Linked DNA regions of Mus musculus: region 1 is linked to region 2. A link is a loop called in an ENCODE intact Hi-C map of the cell type or tissue named here. Cell type or tissue: left cerebral cortex. All regions are shown on one strand. Links, peaks and the distances in the headings refer to the core of each region. The heading gives the core; the rest is flanking DNA. Region 1 overlaps Kcnq5 (potassium voltage-gated channel, subfamily Q, member 5). Region 2 overlaps Kcnq5 (potassium voltage-gated channel, subfamily Q, member 5).

Evidence for each region. A loop is a pair of places that touch in the nucleus more often than their neighbours do. Peaks named below come from ENCODE experiments on the same cell type or tissue, not always from the same donor. Only the 100,000 strongest peaks of a DNase experiment are listed, where the experiment ranks them.
Region 1: it touches region 2 in a loop (4-fold over the local background); 2 of 42 quality-filtered maps call a loop at or near these places.

Annotation. Positions count from the first base shown.
Region 1 is chr1:21,547,929-21,558,881 of GRCm38, reverse strand. The region is part of intron 2 of Kcnq5 (potassium voltage-gated channel, subfamily Q, member 5); the gene reads left to right. Among named protein-coding and RNA genes, the nearest start is that of Khdc1b, 170 kb to the right of the region's middle. In left cerebral cortex, for the core only: no CTCF peak of the experiment used is centred there; DNase peaks (open chromatin) are centred at 4,600 and 5,912; H3K27ac peaks cover 1,424 bases.
Region 2 is chr1:21,671,990-21,682,942 of GRCm38, reverse strand. The region is part of intron 1 of Kcnq5 (potassium voltage-gated channel, subfamily Q, member 5); the gene reads left to right. Among named protein-coding and RNA genes, the nearest start is that of Kcnq5, 280 kb to the left of the region's middle. In left cerebral cortex, for the core only: no CTCF peak of the experiment used is centred there; DNase peaks (open chromatin) are centred at 3,536, 5,556 and 5,959; H3K27ac peaks cover 4,095 bases.

The DNA.
Region 1 (10,953 bases), core at 1,447-9,446, 120 kb after region 2:
TCCAGATGGGCAATTCCATTAAACTCTCTTCATCTTGACTTAAGTGATGGCCAGGATTTCTGCCACATTTGATAGTAAGAGTTTAGATGTATCTTCTTTAAAAATATCCTGGTGCTTTTCTTGCCATGGATAAAATATATAATTACATATTTTATGTGATATGTGATGGCGATAGAGTACAAATCCGAATATAGCTTTTAAAAGTTCATGTGCCTTTTGCTGGAGTTCTGGCTTCAGAGTTCGGTCCATTTGGAATGCTTTACTGTGGTTTTGTTTTTATCACCATCCTGTTCTTTTGACTGCAAAATTTTACCTACCAGGCTTTTCAACTATGCATATAGCTGTGTGTTACTCTTCTTAATTTGCATACACACATTGGTCCTGCTTCATTTTGATTATTCATAGTGAAAAAAAAGCAATGAAAAATTGTGATGCCATCCTTATGTCAAATATAAAGGAGATGACATCATGGTTTAAATTATTATTAATCTTTATTAAATTTGTGTAAGTTTCCTTTCATCAAGCTGTGCTTAAGTTTTCACATGAACCAACTTATCAAAATTCATATATATATATATATATATATATATATATATACACGTGTGTGTGTGTGTGTAACAGTAATAGTCAAAGAAAAGAGGCATCAATTTGAGAGTAGGGATTCATGGGAGGGATTAGAGGGAGAAAAGAAAAAGTGATATAATTTTGTTCTCATTAAAAATGTATTAAAAATAAAATTAGTATTTTGAATTAGTCTAAATTTTAATGAAGGGGAAATCTGTACAATTAGATTAAAAATATACTACACAGTAAATAAAATTCTATATGCCCATTTGTTATAATTTTATTCAGTCATAAAAGATAATCATGTCATTTGAGGAAAATGAATAAACTGTAAATCATCATGTCAAGCAAAAGAAGAAACTAAGACATAATATACCACATGCTTTCTCTTATAAGCAGAATCTAGATACATATATTTAGTTTTCATACATATATGCTGCATGAGAGTTTATCTTTCTGCACTGTTACAAACACTGTGTACATTATCAAACATTATCTTTTCATATGACTAGAAGATATCTGCAAAATAGCAATAAATTAAACCAACTTTACAATTCTGCATTTTTTTCCTTTCATGTCAAGACTCAAGATGCTATCCTGGGTATCTACAAGTAATACTCTTATTCTAGTGTAAGTGATACCATGATTGTGTTCTTATAGTGTTTGTTTTGATCATACTTTGTCTCTCATTCTTCATGCCTAAAAGATCTGCCCTGACAGTTTAACTGCTGTCTTACCAGAAGATAGCATGTGATGAACTGTAGCAATAACTCTATCATTCCTTATTATTAAAGACATGAAGAGTAGAAAGATGACTATTGAGGGAAACTAAAATAAATACTGGGTGTGGTTGTGACCACAGTGCATAATATATTCATATGAAAATGGCATAATGAATCCCATAATTTTTTGCAGTTTTGTTTGTTTTAAAGTTTTATTTTGTTTTGTTTCTTCCAGACAGGGCTTCTCTGCATAGCCCTGCCAATCCTGGAACTCACTATGTAGACCAAACTGGACTTGAACTCACAGGTCTACTGGTCTCTGCCTTCTGAATGGTGGGATTGAAAGTGTGTGCCACCACTGCCTGGCTGATAATTTAAAACAAACAAACAAACAAACAAAAAACATGTGGGCATCATGGCCTACACCTGTAATCCAAACAACGTAAAAGGCCAAGGCAAAAGATTTGTTTATCCCAGACTCTGGAGGTCACGATGAGAAACAGGAGGTATCATTCCCAATCTTTAAAAATATATATACATTATCAAAGTTAGTAAGGAAATATAAAGCTTTATTATAATCCAAATAGATTATGCCTTTTACTTGAAATTTATTAAGGGGCTAGAGACATGGTTCAAAAGTTAAGAACAGTCACTCCTCTTCTAGTGGACTCGAGTTTATTTCCCAGTACCCACATGGCAGCTCACAACCATCAGTAAGAGAAGAACCTGATGCCCTTTGCTGGCTTTTTCAGGTACCACACACACACATGGTGCACAGACATACCATTCAGACAATACCCATACACACAAAAAACTCAACAAATTCTCAAATCTATAAAACTGATATAATGGTCTTAAATCTTCTTTTACAATTCAACCCTGAGTATTTTAAGATATATTTAGAGGATAGTTTATCTTCTCCTGTTTTTAACCTGAAGTAAAATTCCAAATAACTTCCAGAATTATAAGACTTCAATCTTCCACTTGCCAAATCCAGTCTTCCAATGGCCATACCTTTCCTACACCTCTGAGCTAATTCTGTACCACTTTGCCCTGGAAGCCCAAGTAGCACTGGCTAGTTTACACACATGAGCATAAACACACATATTCTCATTCTCATGTTAATCCAGCAATAGTAAGTCATTCATTTCCTTGCATGTTACCTGCCTACGTGCCTTTAAATGACCATATCCCAACATAAAGCCCTGTTTCACCAAAATATTTTGTCACCTGGGAAATTCCTGTTAATTTCTAAATTCTTAACTCCTAGCTTTTCCTCTCAAAACATTTCTCCAACTCTGTAAGAGTTGCTATGCTTCTCAGCATAGTTCAGAGTGGTCCATAGCCATAGATGACCTACAACTGCGGGTGGTTTGCTCCCATGCATGCTTTGCTCCTACTCAGCCTGCAAGCTAGGTAAGAATAGGGATTCTATGTAACAGTCTATATATACCCTAGTGTATACCACATCGACTTGTTTGTAGAGGGTACACGGTAAATGTGTGAAAACGAAATGTTCTGACCATTCAATCTGAAAACAAATCAGTATGTACCTCTACTTTGTCTATATGGCATTTGTCACTGTTTGCTTTTTTTCTTGCTATTTTGTCATTGCTTCTCAATATTGATTTCTGACATCTGGGGTGTAAGCTTCCCAAGAGTGTATCTTTGTTTTATTTATAGCTTTAGTCTATGTTCAGAACAAAGTAAGTACTCTATGGCTGGAACAAAAGAAATTTGAGATAAACCTTTCAACTACATGAAATGGGTGACTAGATCCAGGGTTTGCTTTCCTGTCCTAGTGTCAAGCTTTTAAATAAATCACTATACAAGCTCAGTTCTTCCTGAACACATTAAAATATGCTGGTTCCAATTAATCTTGTAATTTAAACACTATTAAATTCCGAAACAAATTTTCACTAATTTTAGAAGGACAACAAGACAAAATAATTGAGTATTATAAGTATAACTGAGTATTATAGAGTATAGCTTTCAAAATATAAAATAAAATGAATCTTTGTTAATTTTTGCTCCTTTTAACTCGTTTTCAGTTTTCACTTTCTTTTGAGTTCTACGTCACTTCTGAATCTTAGGTACTCATGTATTTACATTATTTTCACTAGTAGTATTATCAAATATCAAAGCTTCATTAACCCTGAAGAATAATAGTATGATATGTGTCTGAAGCCACCAGTAAAAATGGATAGTTTCAGATTAAATATTAATATAATTTAAAGTCATTTAGCAATGAGAGTCATTCAGTAATGATATCTGGGGGGAGGGGCAAGGAGAGAGTCCCACATAGCATCCTATAATACCATTTGAGATCAACAGAACCTAAAGAAACTAAGATGAGTTCTTAATGCTCCTCTCTCTGATCTCATGGCAATTTCATTGGGTTTAACACACACATTTTTAGGCATGCATTTGACTTTTCTTGAGTTTCTACTCCATTCTAGATGCAGTGTTCTATTTCACCCTTGATTTTATTCAGGACTGATTTCATTAAATGAGAGAGCTAAAAGTAAGTGGAATTAGAAGTTCCATGATTCACAAAGATGATAGGATAAAAAGGGAACCTGATTAAAACAGAGGAAATGATTCAGTCTCTACTAGGGGATTGGAAAAAAACGTCCACAGGTGATAGTGACATTTAAACTAGACCGACAAGACAAAAGTTGTCGTTAGGCTGACGAAGTTCTAGGGAAGTGGTGGTTGAACAAAAGAACCTCAGAGGAATTTGTAACGGGGCTTTGAACTTATTTGTTTAAGTAGAGTAGTTCCTCTTTTTCTGTGGCTTTTATTATTTGTGCCCAATTGCATTCTGAAACTGTGGGATATGCTTCCCGTGTTTTAGAGTGCATACCATTCTGCATTTATGATAAAACCTCCCCCTGTGCCACTGACCCATCTGGGCCATGAGTCACCCACTTGTCAACAGGTATCTGCTCTGGGTGTGCTACCCTCTCATTGGTAATTTTGTATCCCTCTTTAGTGAAGATCCATTGCCATGGTATTATAAGACTTTTAGTCAGTTAACCCCTATTTTGTATAACTGTGTCCCTAAAACAAAAGAATAATGTTGCAGGAAATGAGTATATGTCAAGAAGAAACTGTGAAGTACTTCCCATAACGGAAAGGGTGAACATTCCCAATTTAATAAGAAAAGAAGGATTATATGTTGAGCTCATTATACCATTCATTATAATTCATCCTTTCTGAAAATAGAAAAGCACACTGAAAGTAGAGAGAAAAGTAATTACAGAATAAGACACTTTTTTTTTAAAGGAAGCTGGGGCTGGAGGATAGCCCAGCAGTTAAGAGCACTGGCTACTCTTCCAAACCTGGGTTTGATCTCAGTACCCACATGGCAGCTCACAACTGTCTGTAACTCCTGTTCCATGTGATCCACTGCAATATTCTGGCCTCTGCAGGTACCATGAATGTACATGGTACACACACAGACATGTAGGCACAACATCCATTTACATAACATAATGTTTTTTTAAAAAATTAAAGAGGGTAGAAGACAGAATCATATTTCTGTAACTATTATCACAGAATATTGTTATAATTTCTTATTAATTTTTAATTTTATTGTGTCTAATTTATAAATTTATCTTTAACTTAGGGCTGTGGATACAAAAGCCTAGTTTACAGAAGACTTGGTGCTATCTGAAGTTTTAGGCATCACCTAGGAGACTTAGAATGTCTTCCCCTTGGAGAAGATTTTGGAGTTTGTACTGGCAATGACAGACATCAACAGGAGCTCTTTTTTTTTTTTAACTGAAAATGTCTTTAATTTTTTATAGATATTTTCTTTATTTACATTTAAAATGTTATCCCCTTTCCTAGTTTCCCCTCTGAAAATCCCCTATCCCCTCCCCCACTCCCCTGCTCCCCAACCTACCCACTCCCATTCCTGGTCCTGGCATTCCCCTATACTGGGGCATAGAGCTGTCACAGGACTCTTTAAGTAGTATCATAAGCTGATCAAATTTTACTTTGAGTGTGATAACTCTGACTCTATCCTGGAGGAAAGATGAAATGGCAAAGGACCACGGGAAGGCAGACTTGTAAGAAGGTTGCTTCAATGCCCAGGGTTGTGTGCAAAGCATCTTAAGTAAGGCAAAGAAAATAGAGGGGAAAGGACAAAATCAGCAGACTGCTCTGAGGCCAAGCCAGTATGTGAGGTCCTTTGAGATGAGAGGCCAGAAGTGAGCATCTCAGACCTTACAACCTAATAAGACTGAGAGCATGAGGCCTCAGGCAAGTTCAGAAACTCATTTTCCAACATCTCTCCTATTACACATAGCCTTAACACATTAGAATTTAAACCTAGAATATGATTTAACACCTACATTGTCTTTACTATTCCTGACACTGGATGTTCTAGAATATCAGCTTCTACACAGCCCTCATCCAAAAATCTCGCTCCTGCATGGCAGAAACAATGTTGGGAATGGGCCCTTTTTCCTTTGAAGGAGTTACGGTTGGTTCCTTTTCTGAAGACTCACTGAAAGTAGTATTTTTAAAACCAAATTTGTATAGCTTGGTGAAACTTGTTGTTTTCTCTAAGTCAAGATCCAAAGCCATGAAACTTTACAGGAAGTTATGTGCACCTCTGCCTACCCATTTTCTTGCAGAAACAAGAGATGGAATGATTCAGAAAAAAGGAACCCAAAAGGCTGAGTCACTTTTATCTACATAAATATGCAACTCATGTGGGATCGGAGGCTTTGCAGCAATCTAGCATTGACCTTCAGAAGAGTCATTTTTCCTTCTGACAAGACTCTAAGCTACAGTAGGTAACATCCTGCCCTCTTCAGAACCACTCAACTAAGCTGTTGTGAACTAGCTAAAATAGGTCTGTGTACCTGGGCAACTGATACCACTGCAGTAATGCAGTCATTGCACCAAGAAACTGCCTCCTGAAGACAGAATGATCAGATAACAGTTATCAGAGAAGTGAATGGAAGAAAGGTCTTGCTTCATCCAATGCTTATGAACCCCCTTGCGATGCCATGAGGTGATTGATTGCTAGATATAAAAATAAAGGTTTGGGATTTCAGACTAGGGCAAAAAGGCAAAAGAGCATGGTGCTAGAAAGTCTCCAAGAAGAAACAAATCTCTGCGATGAGGGAGTTGACCCCTATTGACTCAGTAACAAGTTAAACAGGGGTGAATAACTTTTTCATGTAATTTAACTGTAGTCAGAACCAGAATTCATTTTTAGCTCTTATCAACTACCCAACTTTCAAAACCTTATATAATCAAAAATTTTTTATTGGATATTTTATTTATTTACATTTCAAATATTATTCTCTTTCCTGATTTCCCCTCCAGAAATCCCCATCCCATCTCCCATACTCCCCTCCCCCTGCTTCTATGAGGGTTGTCCCCAACCCATCTACCACTCCCCCCAACCCCCGCCTGGCATTCCCCTACGCTGGGACATATAGCCTTCACAGGACCAAGGGACTCTCCTCACACTGATGCCCAACAAGACCATATACAGCTGGAGCCATGGGTCCCTCAATGTGTATTCTTAGATTGGTGGTTTAGTTCCTGGGAGCTCTGTGGGGTCTGGTCTGTTAATATTATTGCTATTCCTATGGAGTTGCACACCCCTTCAGCTCCTTCAATCCTTTCTCCAGCTCCTCCACTGGGGACCCCATGCTCAGTCTAATGGCTGGCTGTGAGCATCTGCCTCTGTACTTGTCAGGCTCTAGGAGAGCCTCTCAGGAGACAGCTATATCAGGCTCCTGTCAGCAAGCACTTCTTGGCATCCGAAATATTGTCTGGGCTTGGCTTCTGTATATGGGATGGATCCCCAGGTGGGGCAGTCTCTGGATGGCCTTTCCTTCAGTCTCTGCTCCATACTTTGTCTGCATATTTGCTCCTGTGAGTATTTTGTTCCCCCTTCTAAGAAGGACTGACACATCTACACTTTGGTCTTCCTTCTTCTTGAGCTTCATGCGGTCTGTGAATTGTATCTTGGGTATTCTGAGCTTTTGGGCTAATAGCCACTTATCAGTGAGTACATACCATGTGTGTTCTTTTGTGACTGAGTTACCTTACTCAGGATGATACTTTCTAGAAAGTATCAACAACAACAACAAAAAATTAACCACTGTAGTGATAAGCCACTCAGCATCACTCAGCATTTCAAATGAGATAGGACTTTATTCACTTGGATTTACTTTCCAACAAAGCAAAGAGCTTATGTGAATGAGGTCCCAGCTGGTGGGTGGTGATCTATGCGGCATCTCTGCCCATGGGGCTCTTTGCCACAGCAGAGTTTTCTTGAAACCCTCCTCAACAAATAACAATTTCAGTAATTATATTAATTATATGCCACTTTTTTATATACCTTGAAAATGCTTAAATGTTTCATTGAGATACAGTTATTTTTACTTGATCTCCTTATTGATAGTCTCATTTTATTGCTGCTTCTTTATATGTGGCCCCAAAAGTCAGACAACTCATCTTTCTCCTCCTAAAATCTGGTTCAGTCGCTAATCAAGATGAAAAAGCAACTGAAGCCTCACTCTCCAGGGGTTGTTTCTCAAACCTTCTGAGCCAGCTTTGCAGCATTACTGAAACTGCTGTGGCATGATGGATGCTGTAGACTTCCTTCAAGAATCAAGGTGCCAGTGTAGGATACACACAGATTGTAAAGCTTCAAATCAAGTGTTTGTTAATTTCTTTTAATTTTTCAAATTTTCTCAATTTCCATTTAAGTTCATCTTAGACATACATAAAGATCAAAGTGAGAGGCTGTTCTTCAAATCCAGTTCTCGTTTCTTCAGTTCCAATGAACACTATTTGTCAACGTGACACAAACCAGAGTCATCTGGGACAACAGAGCTTCATTTGAAGAATTGCCTCCATCAGACTGGCCCATGGGCGTGTCCATGGGGGGTATTTTCTTGACTAATTATTGAAGTGGGAGAGTAGAGCCCACTGTAGGTGATGCCACTTCTGATTAAGGGATCCCAGATTGTGTAAAACAGTAAGCCAGTAAGAAATGTTCCTCATGGCCTTTGTCTCAGTCCCTGCCTCCAGGCTGCTGCATAAAGCTCTTGCCTTGGCTTTCCTCAATGGTGGACTGGAGCCTGTAAACCAAATAAACTCTTTCTGACCTAAGTTGCTTTTTTAGCTAGTGTTCTGTCATAACAAGAGTTAAGCTAATTAGAACACTGTCAAGTCTAACATTGCTTCTCATCCCATCAAAGCCACTCTTGGGAAATCATTTGTTTATGATTATATTTAAAAAATGAGACTGACAATCTGTGGGTTGGCACTTGGCAGAGAGCAGGCTTCTATTCTGAAGGTTCTGATAATTATGGGAAAGCATTTAATGAGGATATGATATTATATTTTCAAAATTCTTGTTTTAGAATGTATAGGGAATGCCTATTCTCAGCTTAGATTCTCATTTTTATTCTCCTGCTCCAAAGAAATATGCAGATGAAACCTGTCCCGAATTCCACTAGATGCTCACTGGATCATCTGTGGGTACCTGGTTTTTCTTGGAGGGACTTCCTATCTTCATCAAAACTGCTGACAGCCACGACCAGGAAACCCGCTAGTCATACCCCTCAGTAAAAGTCAGAGTCTGTTCAGATACCTAAAAGAACCTACAGTGGCTGTTTCTCATTCCCAACTACCTGACCCCTCCACTTAAACTCTTTCTTCCAGACTAGTCCCCTGTTTCTTCCTCTCTCAGAGCTGAGCCCTGTCTAGCATCCTCTTCACTCATCGAGGTGCCCTAGCACCTTTGTATCTGCTTGGAAACACCCACTCTGAATTTCTAGTTGAAGCTGAAAACCCATCATCTCCTCATAATATTCTCCCCTATTTCATGTTTCTCTTTAGCTCTTGTCTCCTAATATCCATCACCTGCTTTCCTGACTGGACACATCTTTTATTTTTTTAATTGGATATTTTCTTTATTTACATTTCAAACGTTATACCCTTTCCAGCTCCCCACCCCCGAAACCCCTATTCCATCCTCCCTCCCCCTGCTTCTATGAGGGTGCTCCCTCACCTACGCACCCACTTCCAACTCCCCGCCTCAGTTCCCCTACACTGAAACATCTATCAAGCCTTCATAGGAACAAGGACCTCTCCTCCCACTGATACATGACAAGGCCATCCTCTACAACCTATGCAGCTGGAGCCATGTGTACTCCTTTGTGGATGGCTTAATCCCTGGGAGCTCTTGGGGGACTGGTTGGTTGATATTGTTGTCCTGTGGGGTTGCAAACCCCTTCATCTCCTTTGGTCCTTTCTCTAACACCTCTGTTGGGGAGCCTGTGATCAGTCCAATAGTTGGCTGCAAGCATCCACCTCTGTATTTGTAAGGCTCTGGCAGGGCCTCTAAGGAGACAGCCATATAAGGCTCCTGTCAGCATACACTTCTTGGCATCCACAAGTGTCTATATTTGGTAACTGTATATGGGATGAATCCCCAGGTGGGACAGTCTCTGGATGGCCTTTCCTTCAGCCTCTGCTCTACACTTTATCTCCATATTTGCTCCTGTGAGTATATTGTTCTCCTTCTAAGAGGGACCGAAGCACCCACACTTTGGTCTTCCTTCTTCTTGTGGTTTGTGACTTGTATCTTGATAATTGGGAGCTTTGGGGCTAATATCCACTTATCAGTGAGTACAAACCATGTGTGTTCTTTTGCAATTGGGTTACCTCACTCAGGATGATATTTTCTAGTTCTATCCATTTGCCTAAGAATTTCATGAATTCATCATTTTTAATAGCTGAGTAGTACTCCATTGTGTAAATGTACCACATTTTCTGTATTCATTGCTCTGTTGAAGTACATCTGGGTTCTTTACAGCTTCTGGCTATTATAAATAAGGCTGATATGAACATAGTAGAGCATGTGTCCTTATTATATATTGTAGAATCTTCTGGCTGTATGTCCAGGAGTGGTATAGCTGGGTCCAATTTTCTGAGGAACCACCAGACTGATTTCCAGAGTGGTTGTACTAGCTTGGAATCCCACCAGCAATGGAGGAGTGTTCCTCTTTCTCCACATCCTTGCCAGCATCTGCTGTCACCTGAGTTTTTGATTTTAGCCATTCTGACTGGTGTGAAGTAGAATCTCAGGGTTGTTTTGATTTGCATTTCCCTGATGAGTAAGGATGTTGAACATTTCTTTAGTTGCTTCTTGACCATTCAATATTCCTCAGTTGAAAATTCTTTGTTTAGCTCTGTACCCCATATTTTAATAGGGCTATTTGATTTTCTGAAATCTAACTTCTTGAGTTCTATGCATATATTGGATATTAGCCCTCTATCAGATGTAAGACCGGTAAATATCTTTTCCCAATCCATTGGTTGCAGTTTTGTCTTATTGATAGTGTCCTTTGCTTTACAGAAGCTTAGTAATCTTATGAGGTCCCATTTGTCTATTGTTGATCTTAGAGCATAAGCCATTGCTGTTCTGTTGAGGAATTTTTCCACTGTACCCATGTGTTCAAGGCTCTTCCCCACTTTCTCCTCTCTAAGTTTCAGTGTATCTGGTTTTGTGTGGAGGTCCTTGATCCATTTGGACTTGAGCTTTGTACAAGCAGATGAGAATGGGTCAATTTGCATTTTTCTACATGCTGACCACCAGTTGAATCAGCACCATTTGTTAAAA
Region 2 (10,953 bases), core at 1,484-9,483:
GGTATACATATCCAGTAAAGTGTGCTGGGCATACCAGGAGCAACAACCTTTTAAAATGACACCATAGGGACTCCCCATTTCCTTGCAGCTATTATCCCATTTTATGAAGGTACCACATTTTTAGTATGCATTCGTCCATTGACAGACATTTGGAATATTTCTGTTTCCTGGCCATCATGGGTAGATAAGCAATGAACATGGATGACAAACTATCTTGGTAGTAAAATGGAGAGTCTTTGGGGTTTCTGCCCAGAGTGATGTAGCTAGACAATCTATTTTTAGAATTTTAAGTGACATCCACAATGATTTCCAAAGTGACTATACCAGTTTACACTTCCATCAGCTGTGCATAAGTGTTTCCCTTTGATACATTCATACCATTGAGATTTATCGTCTTTTTTTTTTTTATGTAGGCATTTGACTAGTATAAGACCTGGTGTAAGATGAACATATATTCTAGATCCTAGCCCACAGTCTCATGTGTAGCTGATAAAGGTTTTTCCTCCTATTCTGTATCCTTGCTTTTATTGGAATGAGGTGTCTTTTTACAGTACAAAGCATTTTGGTTTCATGAAGTCCCATTTATTTATTGTTTTTATTACTCTCTGCTTTATCATAGTACTTTGTAAAAATGCCTTTCTTGTGCCTCTAAGCACAAGACTATTTCCTATTTTTGCCTCTGTGTATCCAGTCTTGGGTTTGGGTCCTTGATATAGTTGAAGATGAATTTTGTTATCTAATTTAACCAGCAGGATTTGTTGAAGACAACACCTTTTTGTCTGATGTGTCTTGTTGACCTGTTTATCAAAAGCCAGGTCTCTGTCTCTGGAATATGGACTTACATATATGTCCTTTAAAGCAGGTGAATGACAAGATGAAACTTACGTTTGGAGAGATAACTGTGCAGCGAGCAGAATGATTGTGACCATGCAAAATTCACTATTCTAACTCACAAAGATAGTAGTGTTATGAACAAGGGCTTCTAGAACATGATTGAGACACTTTGATAGAGGTTCTATTAATGAGTTTGGGTCTTTAGCAGAAGTCAGTGACTTAAATATAGCTATTGCTATTTTGCCATGATAAACTTAATTGGAAATCTGCAGTCTAAAACACAGAAGTAATATGTCAGACACAAAGCCTTCAGAATTGAGAAACACATTTCTGTTTTTGTAAACTGCTCAGCCATGAGTACTTTATTACAGTAACCTGAACTATCTTAGACAAATAGCAATGGACCAAATTGTCAGTAAGACCAATGCTTACAAGTGTCTGACAAATAAGAAGTGATAGAGATACTGATCTTGTTTGATATCTGAAATCCATTTTGATAAGAAATTCAGGGAGAGAGATTGTTGAGCCTGTATAATGTGTGCCACCAATAAAAAGAATTAGGATTAAGAGTTTAGAGAGGTTCTAAGAAACTAAGAGTATCATGTATTTACGCAGTACACTGCATCCAGAGCAAAGAAAAAGTTATAGTGTTGCTCGTCAAGTGAATGGTTCATTTTCCTCACTTTCCTTAAAGATATTGTGTCATCTAAAGACAATAATTCCATTACTTCTGAGCTGGCAGTTTTGCTGATGGTTTTTGTGTCTGGGAAGGCTGGCATGTTCCTTTTTCAATTCTCCCACTTGGCAATGAGCTTGTCTGCCTTCAATCTTCCCTGCCAGCTTCAAACAAGTAAACATTCTAATTGGTAACAACCAAGAGAGGAAGAAGTTGGAACGCCAAAATAGGTGAGCTGCTGCCGTGTGTGCCTATCTTAGTTAGGGTCTCTCTTGCTGCTATGAAACACCATGGCCAAAAGAACAAGTTGAGGATGAAAGGATTTACTTTCCTTACACTTCTATGTCACTGCTCATCATTGAAGGAAGTCAGAACAGGAACTTGAGCAGGGCTGGAACCTCCACACAGGAGCTGATGCAGAGGCCATGGGGGAGTGCTCTACTGACTTATTCATCATGACTTGCTCAGCCTGCTTGCTTTCTTATAGAACCTAGGACTACCATCCCAGGAGTGGTACTATCCACAATGAGCTGGGCCCTTTTCATCCATCAATAATTAACTATGAAAATGTCTCATAGTCTGCCTATAGTCCAATCTTATGGAGGTATTTTCTCAGTTGAGGTTTCCTCTTCTCAGATGACTTTGCTTGTATCAAATTGACACAAAGTTATCCAGCACACTATTCCATAGTCAATAGCATCTTCATCCCATATGTTGACAGGATCTTAAATCCCCACTGTATTACTTAGTGGAGTCATGCCGGGCTGTCAAGATACCTATCAAGTTATCTAAATAGTTTCTGTTTTCTTGTCACATATAGGATTTGGTGAGGTATTATTCAGTGGCATTGCAGAAGACATAATAGGTTCATTAATCTACAACATTTGTATAATGATCATGAATGTATTATATTTATACATACTTCCACTAATGAAGAGAACTTTCCATTACCTTAATAATCCAAAATGATTTTGAATTAGTTTCAGAAATGTTTGTGACTTCCCAGGACTAACACTTTACTGCTTTGCTTTCTACTAAACTTTTGGGAGAGATTTTTGGGGTTCATGTAATGAAAAATGTCAAGGAATTTTGGCATACTGATACAAGTTTACATTTGAGCTGAGGACTCTTGAGCTTGCCATTAGACAGGAGCAGTGCTGTCAGCTTTCTGAACTAGATAATTTCTTGTAATGATCCCAGTCTCCAGGAAGCGCTCACATATTTTAATTAGATTATATTATTTAAAAGTCTAGCAGAGGGCAAGACGCACAAGAAGGATGGATGTGCACCATTGCACCAACAAAAATGCTTCTTAAAAATATCCTTACTAGGCTGGAGAGACGGCACAGTGGTTAAGAGCACCAGCTGTTCTTCCAGAGGTCCTCAGTTCAGTTCCCACCAACCATATTGTGGCTCATAACCATCTAAAATGGAATCTGATGGTCTCTTTTGGTATGTCTGAAAATAGCTACAGTATACTTATATAAATAAAATAAATAATTTTTAAAAAAAAAGGATATCCTTGCTGTGGTTAATCAAGAACTCCCAGAACAGACCACTCTGGTAAAACTTTCTTAGATGGCTTCATTAGATGATCGCTTAAAGTTGCAATACTCCTGTTTTTATTATTCATGATGTGTTAAGACTAATTTAATAAAAACTAGTAATCTTTTGGGCATTAGGTTCAATATGTACTTCCAGACATATCTTGATATTTTCTGCTTTCTTGTCACATATAAGATTTGGTAAGGTACTACTCAGTGGCGTTGCTGACGTTGATCAGTCCTAGGAAACTCATAATCTTTCCTTGTAACACTACAGAAATTGCACAAATGAAGACGGAAGTCAACATCCGAGGCAAGCAGCTCATCCTAGGACTTTAACAGTGACTTTAATACCACAAGATTGCAGATCTTCCTCAGGGATTTGCACCGTGTCCTGAGGATCTCGGGAAGACTTTGAGTTATTGCACATGATATTTGTGCCCATAGAAAATCACACAGGATACAATTAGAAAAGAAAATGGATTTTGATATCTTATATGTGGAAAGTGTTGTTTCCCCAGCACCTACAGATGCTATTCTTGTAAAACAGCAAAAACCCATTCTTATGTCTTTCCTTGATTTTTGGTAGGATCTTTTTTTTTGCATGATTTCATCACCAAAAGTTATATAATCTCTGTGTGTTCTCACATAGAACACATCCACATCTTAAGTGATATAAGGAAAAACAAATTTCTTTTCTTCCTATCTTAGGTTCATAGCCGATGTTGTTGTAATAAAACATATAAGAAGGGGTGAGCAGACAAGTTTATCTAAATTGCCATGGTGTAAAAGCCCATTTTAAGGAAACAATGAAGCATATATACTTTTCTGAGTTTATGCGTTTTGCCTGAGAGAGAAGCAAAAGTCATGGGAAAATGTGATCAGAAGATGAAGGGGCATGATTCAAAGTAATGTCCAGGAGACCTTAGCAAACTGATTTGTGCTACGAATGCTTCTTCCCATTGGTGTGAGGAAAGTAGCTCTGGAAACAGGGTCTTATGGTCACTTCAGAAGAGATGCTAATAGAGTGTGACTTTCTAGGATCTGGTATGTGCTGCACTATGGAAAACAAGTTGAGGATGTCTTCTGCCATTTTGGTTTTATAGGTGCCAATGTGCTATATTTTGGAGGATACTGTTCTAAACCCATCAGTGGGGTCCCTGTACTTGAAGGCCAGGTCCCAGAAGGTTTTGCCATTAGGTTTAACAACTTGGAGTGGAAATCCTGGCATATCCAGATGGACTTCGACAAAGTTGCTGTCTCTCTTCAAGCCAGGCAAGAAGGGAAGAAAATCACAAGGAATTTGATAAAATAGTATAATTGATCCACTATGGAAAGGCTGGGATAGCTCCATTGGCTGTGTTACCAGGTATAGAAAAGGAAGCAAGATGACTTTCAGCCTTAATGCATCATTTGGTTGTTCCTAGAAGGAGTGTGTCAGGGGTGCATTTTCAGGTCGATAGAGGCCATCCAGTCCAGACCTTAACAATGATCACAGCCTCTTCAGGGTCGCTTTCATGCACTGATATATTTTATCCCTCATCCCTATTTTAAGAGCAACCTTTGAACTATGCTAAAGAACCATCAAGCCTTAAAGATACAAGACAAATTTGAGATTCTTTCCCAAATAGAATCTTGGGAATTGATTATGCTAATTTAATTGGAAGTGGTAGAGCTTTGCAGGTAAGAGTGAGTAGCCCTGGCAGAACCACAATCTTGAATCCTCACAGTTTAGGCTCAAGCCAGGTACTTTGGAGGGCGCATGTTTTCATGTAGGCTAACTTTATGTCAGCTTGACATAGGCTAGAGCCATCTGATGGTTGGAACCCCAATTGAGAAAATGCCTCCAAAAAATTATGCTGTAGGCAAGACTGGAGGTAGGACATTTTCTTAATTAGTAATTGATGTGGGAAGCCACAGCTCATTGTGGGTATGACTACTCCTGGGTTGGTAGTCATAGGTTCTATGAGAAAACACAACAATATCAACCAACCAGCCCCTGAGTACTCCCAGGGACTAAACCACCAACCAAAGAGTACACATGGATGGACCCATGGCTCCAGCTGCATACGTAGCATAGGATGGCCTTATCTGCCATCAATGGGAAGGGGTATCCTTGGTTCTGTGAAAGCTAAATGCCCCAGTATAGGGGGCCACTAGGTCAGTGATGTGGGAGTGGGTGGGTGGGTGAGGTAGCACCCTCATAGAAGCAAGGGGGTAGCACAAGAGGTTTCCAGAGGGAAAACTGGGAAGGGGGATAACATTTGAAATTTAAATAAATAACATAACTAATACATTTTTTAAAAAGCAGGCTGAGCAGGCCACAAGGAGAAAGCCAGTAAGCAGCACCCCTTCATGGCCTCTGCATCAGCTCCTAACTCTGGGTTCCTGCCCTGTTTGAGTTCTGGTCTTGACTTCAGTGATGGACTACAATGTGGAAACATAAACTAGATAAGCCCTTGATCTTCAATTTGCATTTGGTCATGGTGTTTCATAGCAGCAGCTGGAGAAAGCCTGGGGTTGGGGAACACAAGAGAAGTTGAGAAGAGTAATAAATAATGTAAATGTATATGAAGTTCTCAAAAGTAGATCAAATAATTTAAAATTTTAAAAAGAATAATATTAAAAAATAAAAATCTTTTCTATAATTGTTTTAAAACTCTGCATCTATTTCCAGAAAAAAATGACAAGTTCATTATTGAACATGTGTTTCACGTCTAACCTTACATAACAATTTATATAAGATCCTGTCTTTGAATATTCACACATAAAAATAAATCTGTCTTGAAATGTAAGATCCATGAAACACATCACCCCTGCAAAAGAGCATATTCTGTACCAAGGAGCTCACACTGTCTCTAAATTCACGGGGAGGTTGTAGAGCAAACAGAGCCCCCATATGAATCTGCTAATTGAATCCTCCCTAGGCTGAGGAAATGAGCTGGTTTTGGCTTTGATCCCAGGTAGACAATCTCAGGGAATTGAGTCATCACTATATATTGGTCTTTTGGAGAAAAATTCATTTTTAATGTTAAATTATTAAAGCTGAGTTCTTTTACACAACTCTAGGAACAACACTGACCGAGCAGACTCTATGGTGGTTTCTATGGTAGCAAGTCCTCCTTTTATGTGTTTTCCCCAGCCACGTTATTGTTTACACAGCATTAATAGCAAGTATTAATTCCTCAAGCAAAGCAAAAAGAATTCAGGTTTTGCCCTGAATATTATATAGTTATACTATAGTAACTACCAGATAGCATCGCTGTCTTAAAATCCTTGGGATGCCTCTGATATCAACACATATACTCAGGCCTTTCAGGGGGTGGGAGAATAGATGGAAAGAAAATAGAAATGTGCTGGAAACTGGGTTTGTACCGATGATAAAGAGGAGAATTCCAATGAGGTGACTCCTTCGCACTAATAGTTTTATATAGGCCCTGCTTCCCAAACAGCACCAGACAGCAAGGGCATGCTTGCCTGCAGTGTGATTATTTTGCCCATCAGTCTTAACAAAAGGTCTTCTCTAATCTAAGGAAAGGAGACTTTTTTCCTGTTCTCACTTCCACTAAAGTCGAAAATGAATTTATTTTCATATCTCACCTATGGGTGATGTTCAGACTTCAAATAACTTCAGCTATTTAATTTAGAGACTTTTGCTTTTACTTGCTAAAAATGGTTGACCTTACTAATTATATTCACAATGACTATTACAGAGCAGGGAATAGGGAAAGTTCCTAACCTCAAAAGGTTGAGCATTGACGGACCTTTCTATTGCAAAAGAAACAAAACAAGAATACTGCATCGCAGTTGAATTCTGGGGCATGCAAAAAGTATATAGCCACTCTACATCCGGCTGATGTGATCTTCTCTCCCACATGGAATTCTCCAGTGAAAGTCATGGAAGGTGGAAAGCAGAGGTACATTGTTCAAGAACTTTCCACTGCACCTTTGTGGAATGCCTTTCCCAGGTAACTTGTCAGTGGGAATTACAGTTACAAGATAAACTGAGAGTCTTTGGGTAAGGAAGACGAGTAACCAATAAGAGGCAGGGAAAAAAATGTTGCAGTGTTGTTCAGTAAGTGGAAAGCTCCAGGCTTTCTGGACCATTTCTCTCAGTAGTTATGATGCTTCTCACTGATGAGAACACCTATCAGTTATCCTCAAGTATTGGAAGTCTCAGCACTGCAGTCACTTACAGGTATCTAGGGAGATTGATGTTATACTGAAATATTCCAATAACTGCTTAATACTTCCATGTGATTCTTCATTTCACTCTTCTCCTCCTGCAACATAAGCATGTTTCCTGGCCAGGTATTAGCATTCTGATTTTCATAGAAATGAATCTTCCAAACTAGATACAATGGCACGTGTCTCTAATCAAAGCACTCAGTATGGTGAGACAAGAGGTAGGTTGGGAGTTTGAGACCAGCCTGAGCTTCATAGCTTGAGGGTATAAGAGAAGAAAAATAGAGGTAAAGAATGTAAAAGAAACAGAGAGTGTAGGAGAGGGAGAAGAAAATGAGAAAGAGAGATAAGCAGACAGGAGAGAAAGGAGGAAGGCAAGAAGTAAGAAAGGAAGAAAGGAGTGGGAGAGAATGTAAAAGGAGACAAATCAGCTTCCTTTTGAAGAAGAGAAGAAAGGAAGCCATAAAGGAGTGTAGAACACTGAAGAGCTGATGCAGGTGAGAGGAAGAAGGGGACAGACAGCCCTACAATTGCATCTCCCTATAAAGCAGGGAACCCCTGCTGCTGCTGTCTCTCACCAAGTCCTTGAAGTTGACTTAGACTGGATATATCTTGAGAAAGCATGAGGCTAGAGGAGATGCCACTATGTCTTTTACCCTTCCTTGTGCTTTATGTTGCAAACTTGAAATATTCTTCTATGAATGACCAGAGTGAGAGTAAACTAAGTTTTTATAAAGCTTTGCTTTTTAGTTCTGTTCTGTTCTGTTCTGTTCTGTTCTGTTCTGTTCTGTTCTGTTCTGTTCTGTTCTACTGGGGATAGCAAGGACTTAATCTGGTACAGATCCTGGGAGATTGGGAAACTCTGTTTTCAAAACGTGTTTTACCTGGGAAAGAGTGTGTAAGACTCTGGCGAGCCTTAGCTTACCGAGGAACGCCTGAGTGAACCATGCAGAGCCAGAATTGATGCAAAAAGCTGGGGGTTCCATCCAATAGATGACTGTGAGCATCCACTTCTGTGTTTGCCAGGCACTGGCATAACCTCCCAAGAGAGAGCTATATCAGGGCCCTGTCAGCAAAATCTTTCTGGCATATGCAGTAGGGCCCCTAATGAAGAGGCTAGAAAAAGCACCCAAGGAGCTAAAGGGGTCTGCAACCCTATAGGAGGAACAACAATATGAATTAACCAGTACCTACCACACACACCCCAGAGCTGTGACTCTAGTTGCATATGTAGCAGAGTATGGCCTAGTAGGCCATCAATGGGAAGAGAGGCCCTTAGTCTTGTAAAGATCATATGGCCCAGTACAGGGGAATGCCAGGGCTAGGAAGTGTGAGTGGGTGGGTTGTGGAGCAGGGCAGGGTGGGGAGGAGGGTGTAGGGAGCTTTGGGGATAGCATTTGAAATGTAAATGAGAAAATAGCTCATAAAAAAAGATAATAAATAAATAAATAAAGCTGGGTGTTATAGGATGTATATTGATGGAATGTCTCCATGAGTCACTCTAGAATGGCTGCAGGCAACTCATCTGGTCTCTGCTTAACCTTGGTCAAATTTGTGTGTCTTTATGCAGCCCCCTTGAAACCTACCAGTGGAGTCTGGTGGTAGACCTTTAAGTGCTCCTTACCTTTTGACATACTAAGGTCCCAGTCACATCTAGTCAGGGAAAGACTGCTTGCAAGCAAAAGTTCAAACAGACTTACAGACTAAGACTTTGATGAAACCTCCAATTCATGCCTTCAGTGTGTTCTTACAAGACTCCAGGCCAAAGCACCAAATGTAAGACTGGCAAGCCTTAGCTTACTGGGAACCCCCTGGGTGAACCACACAGAGCCGGAATCAATGCAAAAAGCAAGAGGAATTTATTGTTTCAGTGCACTGGGGTGGTTGTCCCAGACCTGAAAGAAAGGCAGTGACCCCCAGCTGTGAGTCTTTATATAGTTTCCAGGGCCGGAATAGAGCATCGGCAACTAGGCACAATATGATTAGTGGAACAGCGCGCTCTTTAAACTGATTGGTCGTTAGGGAATGGGGTAGTATGAGCTTACTCAGACTCTCCCTTCTGGCCTATGTGCTCTCTGACCTGTCTCTTACAGGAGGGGAAGATTCCAGTGGAATTTTGGAAAATTCCAAAGCTCTGAGCTGACCTCTTCAGGTGCTCCCTAGAAAGCCACTACCATCTTCTTACCTCATCTGTCAAGTAACTTAGATCAACTTACTCTAAGCTGGAAGACAAATTCTCCTTCCTGGTGCTGTTTGCACTTGTGTCAGGTGATTCCTTGTGGTGGGGACTGTACTACACACTTGAAGTACTAGTAGCATCCTTTACACACTGACTTCTGAATTCCAACAACCTACAATGTCTCCAGTCATTGTTGAATGTTCTTGGAGAGGGTCCAGGTGTCCATGGAAGACCAGTTTATACCCAAGTTAGAACCACTGGTAGAGATTAAAACTTCTAAACCACGTGTCCTGTGTCACAGTACTCTGTGAAGAGGTAGCACATATTGAGAACATGGTCACAGTTTTTTTTTTTTTAAGATCTAAACTAAACATGACCACATGAAGTTCTACTACAAGGCTTTGGTTCTGCTGTTGTGGACAAATTTAAATGAAGATCTTGTTTTCAAGAACATCTCAGTGTTTGATGCAACTTTCTGTCCTTTTACACTCTCTGGCTTGGCTTTGAGTGGCATAGAGCCTAGAACAGAGGGAATTTTGTTTTACTGATATTTTATTCTGCTGTTTGTTCAAAGTTGCTGAACAGGAAGGACCCTGTTTTGTGATCATGTCTCAAGATCATGAAAGAAAAATCTTTTTATGAGGCAAATTTCCTTCTTCACAGAGTTTAATAGATTTGAAGGAAACTTAGCTACAGAGAAGAAAAAAAAAAAAAAAAACAATGGAATGTTTGGGAAAGTCTCTAATCATAACTTCAAAGGGTTGAGCACAGTGACCACCCCACATTCCTTTCTCTAGCATAAACAATCCCATTGAGTCACAGAAATCAATAGAGGGAGAAGGAGACAGGTGAGAGTCCTCTCCCTAGAAAGCTGCTAAATAAAGCTGTGGGGATCCTGGCTAAGAGTGCAACTTAGTGTACTGAGCACTGAGTGTAATCTTCAGTACTGGGGGTGGGGAAGAGCTACAACTCTGGGGCCCTATGTACTACTTAGGGATCCTTGCACTGTATGTATTTTAATGACACTACAAAATAGATGCCAAAGGAAAGATGGCATTCAGATAAGGAAGCATCATTCATTGGAAAGGGTATTGGACTATACAGTCAGAGGCATTATCCGGATCCCTTGTTTTCCTCTACAGGTGCTTTATTTTTAAAAGGGAGGTCAATAATTCTACTCCTGGATCCTTCCACTACTCCGATGTTATTTGGGGTCTGGGAAATGCTAACCTTTCACATTTTTTCTGACATTTATTTCAGGGAAGAAAATGGTTGACACATTTTTCTTGCTCTGTGTTCTATAATTGCTCCTAGAAGAAGGCTAATGGTTCTGCTTTCTCATGCAATCAATTTCCTTATTTTTTTTCTTTTAAAATGTCTTAGCCAGTTTTTTTTTATATTTGTATTTACTATGATTCTTAAGACTGGGGGGTGTTGCTAGGCACTAAAATTTAGATTAATCTGCCATTTCTATTGACTGTGAGTCAAGACTCTGGGTTCGGCTTACTGCCTACCTTGTATCGGGCTTTAGTAGA